Linked DNA regions of Homo sapiens: region 2 is linked to region 1. The links are chromatin loops, found by intact Hi-C in ENCODE. Cell type or tissue: thyroid gland. All regions are shown on one strand. Links, peaks and the distances in the headings refer to the core of each region. The heading gives the core; the rest is flanking DNA.

Region 1 (9,788 bases), core at 1,295-9,294:
TCCTCAGAGCTGGCAGGCCTCTGCTGCTGCTGCCGCTGCCACCACCCAGGAGTGGGCCAGCATGAATTTGTTGCCTTGCCCAGAGGAAAGCTTTATTTGAAGGATCACTCAGCAGCCTTGACCCATATGGCCTCCAGCAAGTCCTATCTTGTGAGAAAGTGGCTTGGAGGACCAGGCAGGAGATAAAAGTGAAAGTACTCATTAGTCCTGACAGAGGAACTCAGTCTGTTTACAGTGACAGTGGTGAGCACATTTTGCATATTTGTACCTGGAGGCAGGTGGTGGTGCATGCTTGGATCGTGCTGTAGCAAAAGCAGTATACATGCAAATGGTCTGTACACTGTGCAGTATCCGTGTGATGTGCAGGTCTTAGAGACCCAGTATTAAGTGACAGAGCCCAGTGAGTGCCCTCCCAGGATATCTCACTTACTTTCAGCAGAGCCCCATGTCTCATTTCTTGACACCACAGGCTCCATCAACTTCCCTCCTTACCAATTCAGAACATTCCTGAATTTTTTTCCATGGCTTTTTTTTTTTTTCTCTCAAGGAGAAAGTGCTCTCCTCCAGAACAAGGCGAGAGTACCTTTTCCACGTACACTCCCAAGTCAGCTCTCTCCTCCTCCCTCTGAGGCAGGTTCCCTCCCTGCCTCCCTCCCACAGACTTCTTCCCTCCCCCACAAGCTGAGTTTTCTGTTAGTAAGAAGACTCCATGTTTCCCCAGTCCCTCTTCTCTTTCTTTCACTGACAAGCTTCTGTAAAGAGTGGACAGCTCTTGCACTCGCTCCTCACTCGGCACCGTGCACCTGCTGCGCTGCTCTGATTGTCCTGTGTAGGTTTCCAGGACCTGGTACTCCTCAGTCACCAGCCCATACCAGCCCACGCTGCAGCTATTACTTATCTCCTTGGAGGTTGCTACACCGTCCCCACCAGCATTCCCTTCCTTGACCTCCAGCTTCTTATCCTCCTCTGTCCTGCAAGTGCAGGTATGGGGCCAAGGCTGGGTCCTCAGGTTGGATTTCAATTCTCTGTGCTTCTCTCCTTGAGCCCTTGGCCATTCCCAAGACTTAAACCAACACTTTTAAGGAAAGGCTGATCAAATTTCCATCCCTCACCCAGTTATCTTCTTGGCCACTATGATTTGCAATATTCAGAATCTTCACCATGATGTTTCAGAAGCACCTTAGACATTTGTCCGAGGCCGCCTCTTTCTCTCTGTTCTCTCTGTTGCAGAAATCGCTGCTGTTCCTCAGTCACCTTTATCCTGTCCCCCTCAGCCAGTCCTGATCTGTCTATTCCCAGTTCAGGGCCACAGGGACTCTTTCCTGGGCAACCTTAATTAAGCATTGACTCATTTTCCTGCCCCAGGTCCATCTGTATTCAATTTTCCTTTTCATGCTGCTGCAGAGGGGCCTCTTTAATACATAGCCTAGTCAAAACCTTCTACTTTCAATGATGGTGTAGTAGAAACAGTGTGGACTTCAGAATCTGGTGGGCCTGGGTTCATATCTGGGTTTATGATTTGCTGGTTGTAGTTATATAATCTGAGCAAGTTGCCCAACTTCCATAGTGTCTGTATTCCCACTGGTAAATAGAAATAGTAATGTGTGCCACTTGGGGTTGCTGGAAAGATTAAATGAGTCAATATATACACAGAGCCTGGAGTCTGGCAGATATTCAGTAAAACTGGTTTTCTCCTTCCATGTGGTTAATAGCCATAGAGCATTGTGGGGTTTCTGGGGAGCTGGAAACTGCATGCCTAGCCTAAAGGCATTCAAATTTAAATTAAAAACCAGCAGAAGAATTGCTGTGTGTCAGAGCAGGCCATCTTTTTTTTTTTTTGAGATGGAGTTTCACTCTTGTTGCCCAGGCTGTAGTGCAGTGGCACAGTCTCAGCTCACTGCAACCTCTGCCTCGCGGGTTCAAGTAATTCTCCTGCCTCAGCCTCCCAAGTAGCTGGGATTACAGGCATCCGCCACCACGGCCGGCTAATTTTTTGTATTTTTAGTAGAGATGGGGTTTCACCATGTTGGGCAGGCTGGTCTCAAACTCCTGACCTCAGGTGATCTGCCTGCCTTGGCCTCCCAAAGTGCTGGGATTACAGGTGTGAGCCACTGCACCTGGGCGAGTAGACCATCATTGAAACTAGCCTATTGCTGCCACTTTGCCATCTCTGGACCAGGTAGACCTCAGGGGCCAGGGTAGGGAAGCTGGGCTGGGACAGGGTATGGTGGGATAAGCTGGGATGAGTTCTTGGCAGGCAGAGGGGCCAGGCAGCCTCAGAGGCTGGGGCCCCATGGACCAGGTTTCAAGGGCAGGAGTCTAGTTTTCAGGACTTGTGGGCAGAGCAGGCGGCAGCTTTGGAGGAAGAATAGTGCTTGGCAGAGAGCCAACACAGGAAAAAATAAAACAGATTTGGAAAACAAAAATACAAGCTCTGGCTTGATAGCCAGGAGCAGACCAGTTACTTTAGCCAGATCCAATGTGAAGGCACAGCAGGATAAGGTTGACCTGATGCAAAGCCACCACCCAGAGCCCTTTCTGTTCTCCTGTACTAAGGCGTATGGCTTAGAACAGCCAGGCTGTGTTCTAAGGCTTCTGTTAGGGAGACCCTTGACCCTGGAGGATGGAGGGAGGTGGGTGGGGCTAAGCTAAGCGGCAGCCATGAAGGTCCCTCTTCTGTCTTCATGATTTTAGGATTTCTGAGGTAGAGGCTGGGTTGATATCTATGATGCAACCTAGGAAAACTTACCATGCCTCCCTGTTAAAGGCAGAATAATTTAATATAAAGCAAAGGCTTACATGCTCAGCAGATGCAGAATGAAAGAAGTGATTAAAACATTGGGTGGAGTTATTCCAGGAATAACCCACTAGGGAGTGAGGGGGTAGATAGGAGAAATGGAGGGGGAATATTGGACTTGAGCAAAGATGTTTTAAAAAGATGAAGAACATTTTAGTCACCCTTAATGAATGGGAAGTAGATTATTTGGGAGCAGACTGATTTCCTTATGTTAAGGTGTTTTATTTCAAAAGTCAGTACTTTGGGATGTTGCCTCAAATTATCTGTATCATTCCCACAGACCTCCCTTAGAGATATTTATTGCCATGTATTAGCTGTGGACAGCCAGAGGCTAAGTTCTTTCCCCACCTCTTTGATACTAACAGTTCCCATAGGGCCTATGTATGACTAAGTGGTTCACTTTCACTTCACTTACACTGGATCTTCCTAACAAGTGGACCTCTCTAGCCCTCATCTCTTCTACCTCGTAACAGAAGTGCTAGATTTTCTCATTAATTCTGTTCAAGCCTTGTTAAATAGCTCTAGGCCCTTCTTTTTTTTGTTTTGTTTTGTTTTGTTTTATTTTTGAGACGGAGTCTTGCTCTGTTGCCCAGGCTGGAGGGCAGTGGCGCCAACTCGGCTCACTGCAACCTCCGCCTCCCGGGTTCAAGCGATTCTCCTGCCTCAGCTTCTGGAGTAGCTAGGATTACAGGCGCCTGCCACCATGCCTGGCTATGTTTTGTATTTTTAGTAGAAACGGGATTTCACCATGCTGGCCAGGCTGGTCTTGAACTCCCAACCTCAGGCGATCCACTCCCCCCCCACTCCCCACTAGGCCTCCCAAAGTGCTGGGATTACAGGCGTGAGCCACGGTGCCCAGTCTTGTTTTGTTTTTTGAGATAGGGCCTTGCTCTGTCGTTCAGGCTGGAGTGCAGTGGTGCAATCTCGGGTCACTGCAACCTCCGCCTCCTGGGTTCAAGCGAGTCTGTCACCTCAGCCCCCCGAGTAGCTGAGATTACAGGCACCCACCAGCAGGCCTGGCTAATTTTTGTATTTTTAGTAGAGATGGGGTTTCACCACGTTAGCCAGGCTGGTCTCAACTCCTGGCTTCAAGTGATCTGCCCGTCTTGGCCTCCCAAAGTGCTAGGATTACAGGTATAAGCCACCGTACCCGGCCTAAGGAAAGGTGTAGGTCTTTCTACACCTGACTTGCCTATGCCTACCTTTTCTTACATCATTTCTCCTGCCTAGAATGCCTCCTGTTCAAAACCATTAATCCATACCCCTGCCACTCTTTTCAAAACAAATTCAAAATTCATCTCTTGTTAGGCTTCTTTGTTGGGGGTCCCCAAGACCATTCCCAGGTTCAGTGATTTGCTAGGAGAACTTACAGGATTCAGCATCCAGCAGATGGTCATACTCACAGCTATGATTCATTTCAGCAAAAGAATACAAAGCAAAATGAACAAAGGGAAAAGGCTTATGGGGCAAAGTCCAGGGGAGACCAGGTGCAAGCCTCCAAGAGTCTTGGAAAAGACTCTGCAAAGGACTGCCGAGGGGGAATCACACAGGATGTGCTGAATTTCTCCAGCAGTGCATTGTGACAGCAGGTGTGAAGCACTGTCTACCAGGGAAGCCCATTAGAGACTCAGTGCCCAAGGTTTTTACTAAGGGCTGGTCATGTAGATACCTTCATCTAGCACATGTCAGAATTCCAGCCTCCAGAAGAAAAACAGGTGTTCCACATAAAACACATTGGCTGGGCGCGGTGGCTCATGCCTGTAATCCCAGCACTTTGGGAGACCGAGGCGGGCTGATCACAAGGTCAGGAGATTGAGACCATCCTGGCTAACACGGTGAAACTCCGTCTTTACTAAAAATACAAAAAATTAGCCGGGCTTGGTGGCACGCACCTGTAGTCCCAGCTACTTGGGAGGCTGAGGCAGGAGAATCACTTGAACCCAGGAGGCGGAGGTTGCAGTGAGCCGAGATCGCACCACTGCACTCCAGCCTGGGGGACAGAGTGAGACCCCGTCTCAAAACAAAACAAACAAACAAAACAAAACACATTGTTTACCTAGATGGTTTAAGCACAGTGAGCCGCTCTTAGCAGTTCAGGTGGTGGGAGCCTTACTGAAATCCATGTTCCAGACACCAGCCAGGGGCCATCCTTGCGAGGAGAACTTTCTAGAGATAGCAGTATTAGGCTTGCTGTGTTAACTTGTTTCTGCATAGCTTTCCTTCATAATCTCATCTGTCCTGTCCTCCCAGTGCCTAACTATAGTTATGTTGTAGAGAAAATTGCCCTAGACAAAGAACCAGAAGACCTGGGTTTCAGCCCAGCATGGCCTCCTACTGCTGTGTGGCCCTTTGAACCCCTCAAACTCCATTTTCCTCATTGGGAAAAGAGGAATTGTAATTCTTGCTTGTAGGTCTCAATGGTGACTAAAGACCAAAGGAAATGATATAGTTGGTCATTCCTTCCATCCCCCATAATCGAGCACCTCCTTTATCTAAGGCAGTGAGTGAGCTGTGGTGAGTAAGACGTGAGTGTGACATGGTGGCTTTGACAGCAGACAAGCCTGAATCCCTACCCAGAGTTACCAGCTGTGGTACCTCAAACACCTTGTGTCATCCCCTCAGCTTTGGGTTCCCGATCTGTAAAATATGAAGATGAATAATACAATGAGGGTCTGCAAACGTGGGCTGCTGTGTGAATTAAGTGGGACAACCTATGTACATCTCCTGCAGTATCTAGAACATTATGGCACCCCAAGTGGCAACTGTTAATTGACTCAGATATTTGAGTGCTTGCTCTGCGTCTGCACCTTGAAAAATATAAGACACAATTCCAGCACTGCTTTCTTCGTGCTGGGGAAGACTATTATTGAACAGATAATTAATTACATAAACAATTATTTACATTCCCGGCAAGTGCTGTTAAGGAGAAGTACAGGTGGTTAAAGGGCATGTCATAAGTGGGGGGGACCCTAACTTGATGGAGGAGGCACACAGAGGCATGGCTGCATATGTGAGGCTTCATCTGGGCTTGTATGTGTTTAGCTCAGCAAGAGGTGGGGAGAGAGGAAAAGATGTTTCCGGAAGAGACAACAGCTTGAGGAAAGGGAGACCCAGCCTTAGGGTGAAGGCTGTAAGGGGGAAAGGTTCTCTGTTCATATGAGGAGTGGCAAAAAGACCAGGAATCCAGGAGAGGTGGAGGACAGGTGGGGAGATTGGCCTAATTCAGAGGTCACCTCTGCCGCCACCCTGGCAGGGAAGGGGCAGAGCAGGGGCCCCATGCAGGGAGATTTGCAGGTGTGGTGGCAGGAAGTAGAGGTGGTCTGGTCTGATGATCTCTGTTTTTTTTTGCTGTGCAGTAAGGAAGTAGAGTTTCCTGGTGAGACTGGAGGGAGTGGTCAAGGTTTGTGGAGGAGAGAAAGGTTTAAAATCAACATTGAACAGAGTGAGCTGAGAAGGAACAGCTGGCTTTGTGCTATGTTATTGTGTTGGCATGATGAAGTCTCTGGAAAAGGACTCTGGCAAATGGGATTTTAGATCTCTAGCACCTTGTACAATGCCTGGCACCTAAATGAGGGCCCCATAAATGTTGATTGCATTGAATTATTGGCTGGCTACCTATATACATTTTTCTCAGCATTTCCCCTTTCTCAGGTGCCTGCTACCCTTGGGCTAAAGCTTCCCACTTGGCACCTCACCCAGAGGCTAGCTCACATTAGTGTGTCAGAGGGAGCGCTGCTCAGGCTTTACTCTTCCGGTCCTAGTTGGCTACACTGTCCCCTCACCCCTTACAGTGACTCCCCAACTCCTACCCCAGGTCAGCCATCATGAGCCAGCCTTGCACTCTCCAGCTGGGACTGGTAGAATTTCAGGACTTACAAACAGGTGAAATGAAAAGGTTTAGGCAGTGAGAAGCGTGCTTAGCAGGAGAGAGGCTGCTCTGCTTGCTGGAGAATAGCTGTTACAGTCATTCTGTAAGTATTTACTAAGCACCTGTCATGTGCACTGTTTTGTTTGTCTGTTTGTTTTTGTTCTGTTTTGAGACGGAGTCTTGCTCTGTCATCCAGGCTGGAGTGCAGTGGTGTGATCTTGGCTCACTGTAACCTCCACCTCCCTGGTTCAAGTGATTCTTATGCCTCAGCCTCCTGAGTAGCTGAGATTACAGGCGTATGCCACCATGCCCAGCTAATTTTTGTCTTTTTGGTAGAGACGGGTTTCACCATGTCGGCCAGGCTGGTGTCAAACTCCAGACCTCAACTGATCCGCTCACCTCGGCCTTCCAAAGTGCCGGGATTAAAGGCGTGAGCCGCTGCACCTGGCCAGACCTCAACTGATCCGCTCGCCTCGGCCTTCCAAAGTGCCGGGATTAAAGGCGTGAGCCGCTGCACCTGGCCACGTGCACTGTTTTATGTGTTGGGACTTCAGTACCCAAAGAAACAATCCTTGCTGTGCTGGAGCTTATATTCTATTCTGATAGGGGAAGACAGAGAGCAAAGACATGAACAAGTAATATGTTAGGCAGTAATAAGTGCATTGGAGAAAAATGCAGTAGAAGGTGGGTCTGCCAGGGATGTTGCATTTTCCATGTAGGGTGGTCAGCAAAGGCCTCCCTTGTGAGATAACATTTGAGCAGGTTCCTAAGGTGAAGGAACAAGCCCTTCAGATATCAGGGTGAAGAGTATTCCAGGCAGGGGAAAAGCAAGCAGAAGCCTCTTCTGCTGTTCAAGAAGACGCAAGGCAGTGTTGCCAGAGTGAGTAGACAAGGGGGAAGGCACTAGGAAGTAAGGACACAGAGAATGGAGAGGCAGAGAAACGAAGGGCCCTGACCTCTAAGGACACTGGCTTCTACCCCGAGTGCAATGGGGCCATTGGAGCAGAGGAGCAGCAGAGACAGCTTCTGTTTTTAAAAGCATCACTCTGGCTGCTGGGTTGTGAATGGGCTGTAAAGGAGCAAGGCAGAGCAAGAGACCAGCTAGGAGACTGATGCAATAACCACTGGGGAGATGATGGCAGCTTAGGCCAGAGTGATTATGCTGACAGTGGCGAGGAGGAGAGGGGGGATATGTTGGGAAGGAAGATCCCATGGGCTTTGGTGTTGTGAGATGGAGAGTAAGAGAGGAGCCAAGGATCACTCCAAAGTTTTTGGTCCAAGTGACGCTGTGATTGGTGGTACCATTTCACTGAGATGGAGGAAGGCTATGGGAGGAGCAGGTTGGGTGGGGATTTGATGTGTTAAGTTTGTGATGCCTATTAAATGTGGAGGCATAGACTAAACAGTGGAGTGTGTCTGGGGCTCAGGGGAGAGGTCCAGATTGCAGATAGAAATCAGGGCATTGTCAGTCATAGCTGGTAAGGCCAGGAGCTGGGACGTGCTCACCCAGAGAATGAGTGCAGATAGAAGAGAGCAGGTCCAGCACCAGCCCGAAGCTCCAAGAGATAAGAGAAGGTGACCTGGAAGCTGCCACGATGATCTGACTGGTGCTCCTCACACTGTCATGAGCTGTAGAATCTAGCCTGGGAATTTGCTAGAAAATCAGATTCTAGTTGCTACTGAGAGATCATGATACTGAAGTGTATTAATCAGGGAAGGCTAAACTATTATAACAAATGGGTCCCCCTTCCTCTGGGGTAAGGTGTCCAAGCTAGCATTTTCATCATGTTCTAGAACAGATTCTTAGCAGAGCATCTGGGGCCCTGACTGCTCAGAGAGCTGCTGCTATAGTTTTGTGCATATGCATACGCATATCCCTACCTTGACTGAAAACTTCCTGGGGACAGGAGCTGTCTGGTAACCCACTCTCCTCCACTCCCATAATACAATAGGGCGCAGACTTTGCATGTGACCGGCACTGAATAAAGCTGGCTAGGAGGGCAGGGTGGAAATGCATGGTGATTAAGTGCTTATTTATGTGCCAGGAATTGTGTGATAATAATTTACGTGGATTAATTCATTTAATCTTAACTCCAAGCCTTTGTAGCAGGTACTATTATTGTCTTTTTTTTTGAGACAAGAGTCTCACTCTGTTGTCCAGGCTGGAGTGCAGTGGTGCAGTCTTGGCTCACTGCAGCCCCCACCTCCTGGGTTCAAGCGATTCTCCTGCCTCAGCCTCCCAGGTAGCTGGGATTACAGATGTGTGCCACCATGCCCAGGTAATTTTTATATTTTTAGTAGAGACAGGGTTTCACCATGTTGCCCAGGTTGGTCTCGAACTCCTGAGCTCAGACAATCCGCCTGCCTTGGCCTCCCATATTGTCCCATATTCTAGATGAGGAAGGGGTGACACAGGTAAGTGAATGGCAGAAGGGTTTGAACCCCAGCAGTCTGGCCCCAGAGCTGGTCTCTAACCAGTAAGCGGTACTGCCTGCCATCAAGCCCTCCTGTTTGGTGTTGGCTGCAATGGGGTACATTTTCTCCCAGCTGTGACAGAGTGTAGAGCACTGGCTTCGGAGTCAGAAAGTCTATATTCAAATCCCTGTGCCCACGCACTAGCTGTGTGATTTGGGGAAAGTTGTTTAACAACTTGAGGCCTCGGACTGTTCATTGGGAATATGATGATGATAGCAGTATTGCCACAGGGTTAGTGTGGAACTGTGTATGGTATTATATGTAAAAGTGCAGGCTGGAAATTACTAGTACATGTCAGGTTTTAGTTTTATTGGTATCATCATTATCTTGAGAAACCAAACTGTGGATCTCCTAGGACTAACCAGAAGAGCTGCCAGAGGCCTGCGGATTGCAGCAAATCCAACAGGCCCTGCTTCAACCAGAACAGGTATTCTGTATACTCTTACTTACTGATGTTTCTGCATGAAACTCGGTTTGGTAAGTTTCACTGTGAAACAGTGAAACCCTTGGGTAGCTGATCCCTTAAGTCCTTCCAGAGCTGACAGGCTCAGTTGTGGGGTGGGGGAATCCACTCCCCCAGTTCTACCTACTTCTCTTGGACCTCCTCTCTGGGCTCCCTACCTGCTCTCCCTCTTCTGTTGCCCTGAT
Region 2 (9,788 bases), core at 574-8,573, 160 kb after region 1:
CTGTGTTTGAATAAAAACAATTCATCCCTTTTCTATAGCCATGCTTTTGTATTAATATCTCCCCTTCTAATGCACACACAATGAATGTAAATGAGATCATAGAGGCCAATGTCTTGAGCCATCAGAAAGATTTTGTCGCAGCAGCTGCCAGATGAGCTTCAGGACTCCTGACCCTGGGATGCCAGGGAACAAGCACACAGACGACTTATAGCAGTCTCCCTGGCAGACGCAGCTGGCCCCTCTCCTGCATTTTTCAAATGGTGCCTGTGATTAGAAGAGGGAGGCACTCCCTAACCCACGACCCTCCCTGACAGCTGCCTTGATACCGTAACTCACAGGCCTTGGTGGGTGTGTTGACTCCTCATTTATTCTGATTTGTTCACCTGTGGAGGATTTGTGATTATCCTTGCTGAGTGTGAATTTGCTCTGGGGAGAAAAGGTGGCGGTTGTTTTTCTCTTGTTTGGCGTGGATGGAAGTTGCTGAAGCATAGATATTCAGCAACCATCAAATGCAGAAACACCGGTGGGGCCCGCAACATTGCCTCATAGATGGCATTTGATTAATAAATTGGAAATGTGGAGTTATGAGGCGATTACATGCAAGGCTGGATTAAAATCCGCATGGAGATTAGAGATAAGCCCCGGCTCTGCGTGTGTGTGTGTGTGTGTGTGTGTGTGTGTGCACGCGCGCGCTCCGTTCTCTCCTCCCTGGAGTCTTTCCAGGCTATTTCAAACCATTTCTAACCACTCAGTCATGCGTTGGGTTTTCCAAATCCTGCAGAAGGTCTGTGTAGCCCTAATCCCAAAGAAGTTGAATTAAATGGACAGAATATTCATAGGTACAGACCAGATTTGCAGTTACTTAGACCTCTTCTCTCTGGGCATCCCTCTTTCTATTCCTGTGGTCACATTTCCTCTCCAGGTGCTACGGACTGAATGTTGTGTCCTCCCCAAAATTCAATCTTGAATCTCCCAAGGTGATGGTTAGGAGGTGGGACCTTTCGGATGTGATTAGGTCGTAAGAGGGGAGCCCTCAGGAATGAGATTACTGCCCTTGTGAAATGGTCTCAGGGAGCTTTTTGGCCCTTCTACCACGTGAGGACACTGTGAGAAGATGCCTCCATCAACTAGGAAGTGGGCTTTCAGCAGACACTGAATCTACTGGCACCTTGATCTTGGACTTCCCAGCCTCCAGAGCTGTGAGAAATAAATTTCTGTCATTTATAAGTCACCAGTTTATGGTATTCTGTAATAGAAGCCTGAATGGACTCAGACATCAGGTACAGGAAGCAATGTGTCTGACGGCAGGAAAAATGAGAATGCTCCCTTCCCTGCCAGCTAGCTGGGAATGAGGCATAAAGCACTTCTCATTCATTCATTCATTCACCAAGCATTTATTGGCTATATACTCTGTCTAGACTGCACCTTGACACTCCATTTCCATAGACTTCACTGACCACAGCTTCTTCTTCTTCTTTTTTTTTTTTTTGAGACAGAGTTTTGCTCTTGTTGCCCAGGCTGGAGTGCAATGGTGCGATCTTGGCTCACCACAATCTCCACTTCCCAGGTTCAAGCAATTCTCCTGCCTCAGCCTCCCGAGTAGCTGGGAGTATAGGCATGTACCACTACGCCTGGCTAATTTTGTATTTTTAGTAGAGATGGGGTTTCTCCATGTTGAGGCTGGTCTCGAACTCCTGACCTCAGGTGATCCACCCGCCTCAGCTTCCCAAAGTGCTGGGATTACAGGGGTGAGCCGCTGCGCCCGGCTACAGCTTTTCAGTTCTGCCCTGTAGTCTGATGGACTAATGTGAGGGCCTGTGGCAGAAACAGCTAGCTGTCCACCAAGAGTCACATTTCTCCTCCAGAGTACATGAACATGTAGTAGACATGTTCCTAGGAAGCAGCTGTCCAGCTGGGGACTTCATTCCCCATCCCTCCTCCCATCTAGGTGGGGCCGTGTGATGATAGGGTGTAGATGGAAGGGACATGAGTCACTTCAAGGTGTGGCAGGTAGACACCCCTGTGCAACTGTCCACCTTCCACCTTTCCCCTTTGCTGATCGTCAGCCAGGACTCTGAGGCCCTCGGGGTGGGGGAGACACAGTTTTGAAGGCGTTTAGGTCCCTCAATCACTTCATGAAAAGCTGCTCACCCATCATTCATGTTGAACTCTAATGTGTGCAAAAAATCATATGCTTGTTGGGTCAAAGCACTGAGTTGGGGTTTCTCTGTAATAGCAGTTGGCACCACCCAGCTCACAAAAAACCCTGTGAAAAGGGGTGGGTGTGGAAGTGCTGCCCTTTCCTAGGTTCCTGGACATCAGGGCTCTTCCTGACATGTTCGCCGCTGGTTTTTTCACCATCACCTTAAAGACATTACTTCATCCCCTGTTGTCTCATGCCCCTGTGCATGGTGCCCACTCTACCCAGAGTCCCCTCCTACCTGGGGAAGTTAACTTACCCCTCAAAGTTTAGCTTCATGGTAACCGCTTTGTGAATTATCCTCTGTCTGCTGCTCCCTCCTCTCCACTCTGAAGCCTCATTCTTTTTTTTTTTTTTTTTTTCTTTTGAGATGGAGTTTTGCTCTTGTTGCCCAGGCTGGAGTGCAATGACACGATCTTGGCTCACTGCAACCTCTGCCTCCTGGGTTCAAGCAATTCTCCTGCCTCAGCCTCCCAAGTAGCTGGGATTACAGGCGTGTGCCACCACACCCAGCTAATTTTTGTATTTTTAGTAGAGCCAAGGTTTCACCATGTTGGCCAAACTGGTCTCGAACTCCTGACCTCAGGTGATCCACCCACCTTGGCGTCCCAAAGTGCTGGGATTACAGGTGTGAGCCACTGTGCCCGGCCTGAAGCCTCATTCTTCCTTCTGTACACACAGTTGATCCTCATTACCTACCAAAGTACTGGCAAATTTGCCTACTCACTAAAATTTATTTGTAATCCAAAAGTCAATACTCATAGAACTTTTTTTTTTTTTGATGCAGAGTCTTGTTCTGTTGCCCAGGCTGGATGGAGTGCAGTGCTGTGCTCTCAGCTCACTGCAACCTCTGCCTCCCAGGTTCAAGCGATTCTCCCACCTCAGCCTCCCAAGTAGCTGGAATTACAGGCTTGTGCCACCACACCCGGCTACTTTTTTTTTTTTTTTTTTTTTTGAGATGAAGTCTCGCTCTGTCGCCCAGGCTGGAGTGCAGTGGCGAGATCTCGGCTCACTGCAAGCTCCACTTCCCAGGTTCATGCCATTCTCCTGCCTCAGCCTCCCAAGTAGCTGGGACTACAGGCACCCGCCACTACACCCAGCTAATTTTTTTGTATTTTTTTAGTAGAGATGGGGTTTCACCATATTAGCCAGGATGGTATCAATCTCCTGACCTTGTGATCCGCCTGCCTTGGCCTTCCAAAGTGCTGGGATTACAGGCGTGAGCCACCACACCCAGACTAATTTTTGTGTTTTTTAGTAGAGACAGGATTTCACCGTGTTAGCCAGGATGGTATCAATCTCCTGACCTGGTGATCCGCCCGCCTAGGCCTTCCAAAGTGCTGGAATTACAGGCGTGTGCCACCATGCCCGGCCTAATTTTTGTGTTTTTTAGTGGAGACAGGGTTTCACTGTGTTGGCCACGCTGGTCTCGAACTCCTGAGCTCAAGTGATCCCCTGCCTCAGCCTCCCAAAGTGCTGAGATTACAGGTGTGAGCCACTGCACCTGGCCTACTCATAGTATTAGATTGCTGTAAGAGTAATTGCGGTTTTTCCCATTAAAAGTAATTACTTTTGCGCCAACCTAATACTTTTGTGGTCATTCTAGACATGTAGAAAAATGTTAGTGACCTGATGGACTTGTTCCCTGCTGAGCTTGAACAAGGCACGCTCTGCCTTCTTGTTTCAGCTCTCATGATCTTAAGTGTCCTTTTCACAGTCTATTTAGTGCCCACTTTTCATACTTTGTGCTTTTTATTTGTGATTTTGATATCGAAAATGGCCCCAAAAGTAGTGCTGAAGGGCCTTCTAGTGTTCCTAAGTGCAAGGAGGCAGTGACACGCTTTACTACATGAGTTAGATCAGCTTCCTTCAGGCCTGACTTAGCACTGCTGGCGGTGAGTTCAGTGCTAATGAATCAACAATATAGAGTAAATAAGGTGTCTTTCAATAGAAATGCACATAAAACAAGGTTATGTATTGGTCAGCTGACAAAAATGTCATGACCAGAGGCTTCAGGAACCTCATCCAGGACGAGGACTGAACTTCACCCTGTATTTCCCCTAGGAGCAATGGTTCAGTGTTTGCTAATTCACAACTTTATAGATAATAACTACTGTGAATAACAAGAATTGGCTGTGCTTCACACCATTTCCTGAGCATTTAATCAGCATCCCTGCAGAAGAAGAGCTCCCCAAGGTCAAGGAGATCAAGCCCCAGCACACGGTAAAAGCTAAGTTCGTGTTTGCTGTACCCACAGAGAACGCATTAGCCAGAGTGACTGGGCTTGGTCTCTGTGTTAAACAAATGCCGTGGACTTGCTCCCCACTCTCCTGAACCTGAAAGAGCCCCAAGAGACGTAATGTCACAGGCTCAAGGACCACAGACAACAGATGTAAGGAAGGCAGGAATGGACTGTGGGGTGCCGAGGTCACCCAGAAGTCCAAGGATGCACATTCCAGGGGAGGTGAGGAGGACATGTCACTATTAGAGGGCGGTGGAGAGCCTGGGTATTCTCCATCCAGCTCCAAGCAGTGGAGGCATAAGACAGTCAGAACCTCCCTTCTGCTCAACCTGGAAGTGCTTCTGGAACAAGGTAGAATAATGGGAAATCAATGGGAAGAGGGAGTCAGCCATGCGGTGTTGCATTAGAGCCAAGAAAACCTGAAGTGGCACAAGCTGCACTGGGCCCTTTTGGGAGGGCTGATGAGGCTGTAGAGGGGATGTGCTGGGGCCTGGGAAGGAAAGAGATGCTATTCGTGGATAATGTGGTAGAAGGAGTGACTCTGTGGAATTAAACACACACATGGCTCAGGTGAACCTGGATGTCACATGTGGATCTTAACAGATTCTCACATCAGTTCCCAAAGAAGAAGGCTGGTGAGTCCAGAGCAATGAAGCAGCCTGGCAGAGTCCATCTCCTGGCTACCAGAAGCCACCTGGACTTGGTGTGGAGAATGAAGGAGAGAGGGGAATTATCAGGAAATTCTGACTCTGGCAGCTGAGTTGATGGCAGTGAGAAGTGGCGTCCAGGACTGGGACTGAGCCCCACGGTGGTGAGACATGGCGTCCAGGAGGAGGACTGAGCCAATGGTGATGAGACATGGCGTCCAGGAGGAGGACTAAGCCCATGGCAGTGAGACACAGCGTCCAGGAGGAAGACTGAGCCAGTGGTGGTGAGACGTGGTGTCCAGGAGGAGGACTGAACCCATGGCAGTGAGATACTGCGTCCAGGAGAAGTAGATTGGAGGGGAAGCAGAGTGTGTCTTTGGCTTGGTGGAGGTGGAGGAGGAGACTTCATGGCTCCAGGGAGGAGAGGCTCCTGGACCAGCTCCATATGCAGAAGAAAGGGTTTGGCTAAAGCACACACCTGGAGGCCATCGAGGTGGTGTTCCGATCCCTGGGCCCTGGCCAAATTCCAGACTCTGTTAAACAAGGAGCATGTGAGCATTTAAGAAAGGATGTGGAGATCATGTGGCATTAGCAGATGTTCACTGTCAACAGGTCAGGGGAAGCCACCCCCAAAGATGCCATGAGAAAGCATGGCCAGGGACAGTTGCAATGCCTCTGTGCCCTCATCACATCCCCTCATCCCTCCTCTGCCTACAGGGCAGCTCTGGCAGGCCGTTCTGTTTGAGATCAGGGGTTCCTGTAATTGATAGCATCCCAGCTCAAGCTCACAGCCACCTTTTCACTCTCTGCCCTCTGAGGCCAGGGAAGCCCACTGGGCCCATGTGCAAGTGTGGTCCTGAAGTGTAAGTGGTTCATGTCACCAGGACAATCTTCATTTGGGAGACAGGAACCAGAAGATACATACTCCACACTCCTGTCCACCACATGGACAGTTCTGGAAGGCTGCCGTTACAGTTCTTGAGAGGTGCCACACAATCAGACACTGTGGCTGTGTTGCTCCCATCAGTGACCTTGATAACACACCCTATGATGACTTTCCTCCTTCCTGTCTCACTCTCCTTGCACTCTCGTTTCTGCTTCCTGGACTGCCTCCCAAGTCCTGGAAGCTATACCCAAGTCCTTGTTCCAGCATCTGCTTCTGGGAAAAGCAGAGAGGAAATATGAAGAATATAGGGAGCCAAGCACCGTGGCTCATGCCTGTAATCCTGGCACTTTGAGAGGCCAAGGTGGGCAGATCACCTGAGGTCAGGAGTTTGAGACCAGCCTGGCAAACATGGTGAAACCCCATCCCTACAAAAAATACAAAGATCAGCTGGGTGTTGCAGTGCACACCTGTAATCCCAGCTACTCCGGGAGGCTGAGGCAGGAGAATCATTTGAACCCAGGAAGTGGAGGAAGTTGCAGTGAGCCGAGATAGCATCACTGCTCACTGCAATCTAACTTGGGCAACAGAGCAAGACTGTCAAAAAAAAAAAAAAAAAGAATACAGAGTGATCTGCGATGTTAAATGCCAAGAGGTCCAGTAGAATGATGGCCCAGGAAGGGGCATTTGCAACAGGGAAGGGGGTGCAGGTTACTGGAGACACTGCCACTGGAGCTCGGAAGTGGGCCCAGTACTCCCAGGGCTACCCTACTGAGGACATAGAGTCTGCTCTTGCTTGTGTGATTCTTTACACAAGTGCAGCACCTCCATCATTCTCCAGGGAGTATTCCTAAACCAGAAGGTGCTGAAAGCTTTAGAGAAGAGCTGAACAGAGAGGTGTTCACTGCACCTGCACAGCATGGTAAACTCCAGCAATTACCCTTGGACGCTGACTCTCTCCACAGTCTCTCCCTCCAGCCATCACCAGGTTCCCCCTTTACTGACACCCCTTCCCTGTGGCTCCTGCCCCCCTACTCCTGGATCTCCCTTCTCCACACAGCCAGCGACCTCTCTCAGCAGCCACCTCTCTGAGGGCTGGGCTCGGATGTGAATGATGTTGAGACGTGAGCCACAGCGGTGAGGCCCAAGGTCCTCAGTTCCCCTGTCCTCTATGGGGTTCCCACATCAGTAACCTGCTTCCTCCCACAGCGCCTTTCTATAGAGAAGACAGGCCAGGGACAAGAGTCTGGTTGCTCTAACGTGATCCTTCCCCAGAAGTCAGAGGGGAGACCTTGCTGCTGGCACGAGGAGGACTGAACAATTCTTTGTGGAAGCTTTTCCCCCAGCGTGTTCTCTGATAGACCCATAAGCAGCTGGAATCCTACCCCCTAGGAACTCTGAGTGCTCTGTTTTTCATTCACCACATCCAGCCTCCCTGCACACTAGCCCCATATTCATTTCCTCAACAAAGGTTTACTAGGCATGTACTTAGTGCCAGCCCCAGGGCCTGGCACCAAGGGTGGAGCTGGAGAGGGAAGGCCCACCTGTGACTGCATGGGGCTCCCAGCCAGAGGAGGAGGACAGGCTGTGTGCAGTAGGGCTGGGAGCTGTGCAGAAACCCAGAGATGCCCCTGGAAGGTGGCCCCTGCCTCCTGGCTCCCACTCCCTCACCATACACCCCGTTCTTTCATCCCTGGGTGCTCTACTAAGAATCCTGAAACAGTAGAGCAATGGGGAGCTTCGATACCCTTTACTCCCACACCTGCTGAGATCACGGACTCAGAAGAGGCTAGCAACTTGCTCATTTAGCACAGCAAGTGAGTAACAAAGCCAGGACAATAGCCTATGTTCTTTTTGTTCCAAACCATTGCCCTGCCCACTGCTGACCTTGTGGCATCAGCAAATCAGATAGAAGCCTCTGGGCCCATATAGTCTATGCCTCACTCATGAACACCAAACACATCTCATTTTCTGTGCTCGACAAGGGTAAGCACTTTTATCTGGAGGAGATGATGAGGTAGACTGTGTGTGTGTGTGTGTGTGTGTGTGTGTTCATCTGCGTGCGCATTTTGGGTGGAATTCCGTGTTATTTCTCTTCTCACAGTCCTGGAAGGCTGCTTAAAGAGGAAGCATTTTGGCAGTCTTCTAAATGACAGCTTGTTCTTGGGGGGCTGAGCAAGGGGGGACCCCAGGGGATGTGAGTGGGATGTCACTGCATGTCCCCGAGGCTGGGCACCTCCCTGTGTAAGACCCCATGCTGGCTGCTGGAAATTGCCAGAAGGCAGCGGCAGGTTCTCCAGGGTTCCTTTCACCAGTGTCCTTAGCTCTTTTCCTGGAAGATAAATTGAAGGCATCTTAACTTCTTTCTGCTTGCCAAACAACCTGTCAAGGAGGAAGAAAGAACAGAACCATCTGCTTAACCGGTGGTGACCCATGCTTCTCTCTGGGGCAAGAGGCTTCTTTCACTTCTGGGCCAAAGCTAAGTGCTTGTGAAAGCTGCCAGATGCTTGGTGTTCTGCGGTGGGCAGGTCTGTGCAAACCTACCCCCAAAGACCCAGGAAAGAGGCCTACAAATCCAGTTTCTCAGGAAGAAACGTTTATTTTATTAGGGACTTACAAACAGAAGCCACGTTGCAGGCAGCGTTGAGAGGAACAGTGGATCCCTGCACCATTATCCCCCAAAACCAGGACTTATCTACTGTAGGGAAGAAATGTGTAGGACAATTGAAGTTGACCCCTCAGGGAAAGGCAAGAATGCTATGTGAGTCTGCCTAAGGGCAGGATTCATGGTCAAGGTTGCTTTGACCTAAGGGCAGGATTTAAGGTAACAGCAGATGAAGTAGAAATCTTAGAGTCATTCCTGGAACAGGGGTTAATCAGAAGTCAAGATAGCATGTCAGCTTCCAAGATGGAGCTGATTTAGCCTCCACATGGAGTCGCTGGAAACCTCATGGGGAGGAAACCAGAAACAGAAATGGAAAAACTAGATTTTGTCCAACAATGGAGGAACCACGTAGAAAGTACAGTGCATCAATATCCCAGACTATGCAGCCACGAGACAATACTTGTGACAAAACTGGCTTCTAGCTTCCCATCCTGTGAAAAACAGCAGAACCCCCATGGTGCACCCACTGTATGCAGGTGGACAGAGCCAGGGAGGAAAGGGTCACAGAAGAAAACATTTTTGTCATGGTGGAATTAACTTATTACCCCAGGTGGAAAAATGACTGCATGTGTGCTGGGATCCTTTTCAAATGTTCAAATTATTTTTTTTTTTAAATCCAGAGTATAATATAAAAAGGACTCTGCAAGGAATAGAGGAGTTTATTCATTTACCTTCTAGCTGGCAGCTTCCCCACTTCCAGAGTTCGCCTATTTTCTTGACATATATGAAGCTCAGAGAAAATCAGTTTCTTTTGAACTTGTACGTTTCTTCAAAGGGTAGAGCAATTTGAACTCCCTGCCTATTGTGGTTTTCTTAACAAGCCAAAAAGGACACAACACATAATGCTTAAATCTGCAAGTACAAAAGCCTCTTCTTGGATTTAAAGTTGGGAAACATCTCCTGGGGAAAGTGTAACTATTAACGCAAAGTATTTGGTATTCACTGTACTGGAGGAGAAAAAGTTCTATACAACCATACTTCTGGAACCTGACCTATCTGTTTAATTACTTCACCAAAGAAGTGTTTAACCCTCTGCAAATCCAACTTCGTAATTTATCAGTCCAGTCGCTGTGCCTATGAGGAAACATAAATTGCAATCATCTTGCATTTGCACAGCAGCCACCAACTTACAGAGCACTTTCACATCTTTT

What was found. A loop is a pair of places that touch in the nucleus more often than their neighbours do. Peaks named below come from ENCODE experiments on the same cell type or tissue, not always from the same donor. Only the 100,000 strongest peaks of a DNase experiment are listed, where the experiment ranks them.
Region 2: it touches region 1 in a loop (2.5-fold over the local background); 2 of 110 quality-filtered maps call a loop at or near these places.

Annotation. Positions count from the first base shown.
Region 1 is chr1:211,329,844-211,339,631 of GRCh38, forward strand. All of the region lies in intron 1 of TRAF5 (TNF receptor associated factor 5), which reads left to right. Among named protein-coding and RNA genes, the nearest start is that of TRAF5, 7.9 kb to the left of the region's middle. RefSeq lists an enhancer at 418-477. In thyroid gland, for the core only: no CTCF peak of the experiment used is centred there; no DNase peak of the experiment used is centred there.
Region 2 is chr1:211,493,819-211,503,606 of GRCh38, forward strand. No RefSeq gene overlaps it. Among named protein-coding and RNA genes, the nearest start is that of RD3, 6.6 kb to the left of the region's middle. In thyroid gland, for the core only: no CTCF peak of the experiment used is centred there; a DNase peak (open chromatin) is centred at 3,993; H3K27me3 peaks cover 974 bases.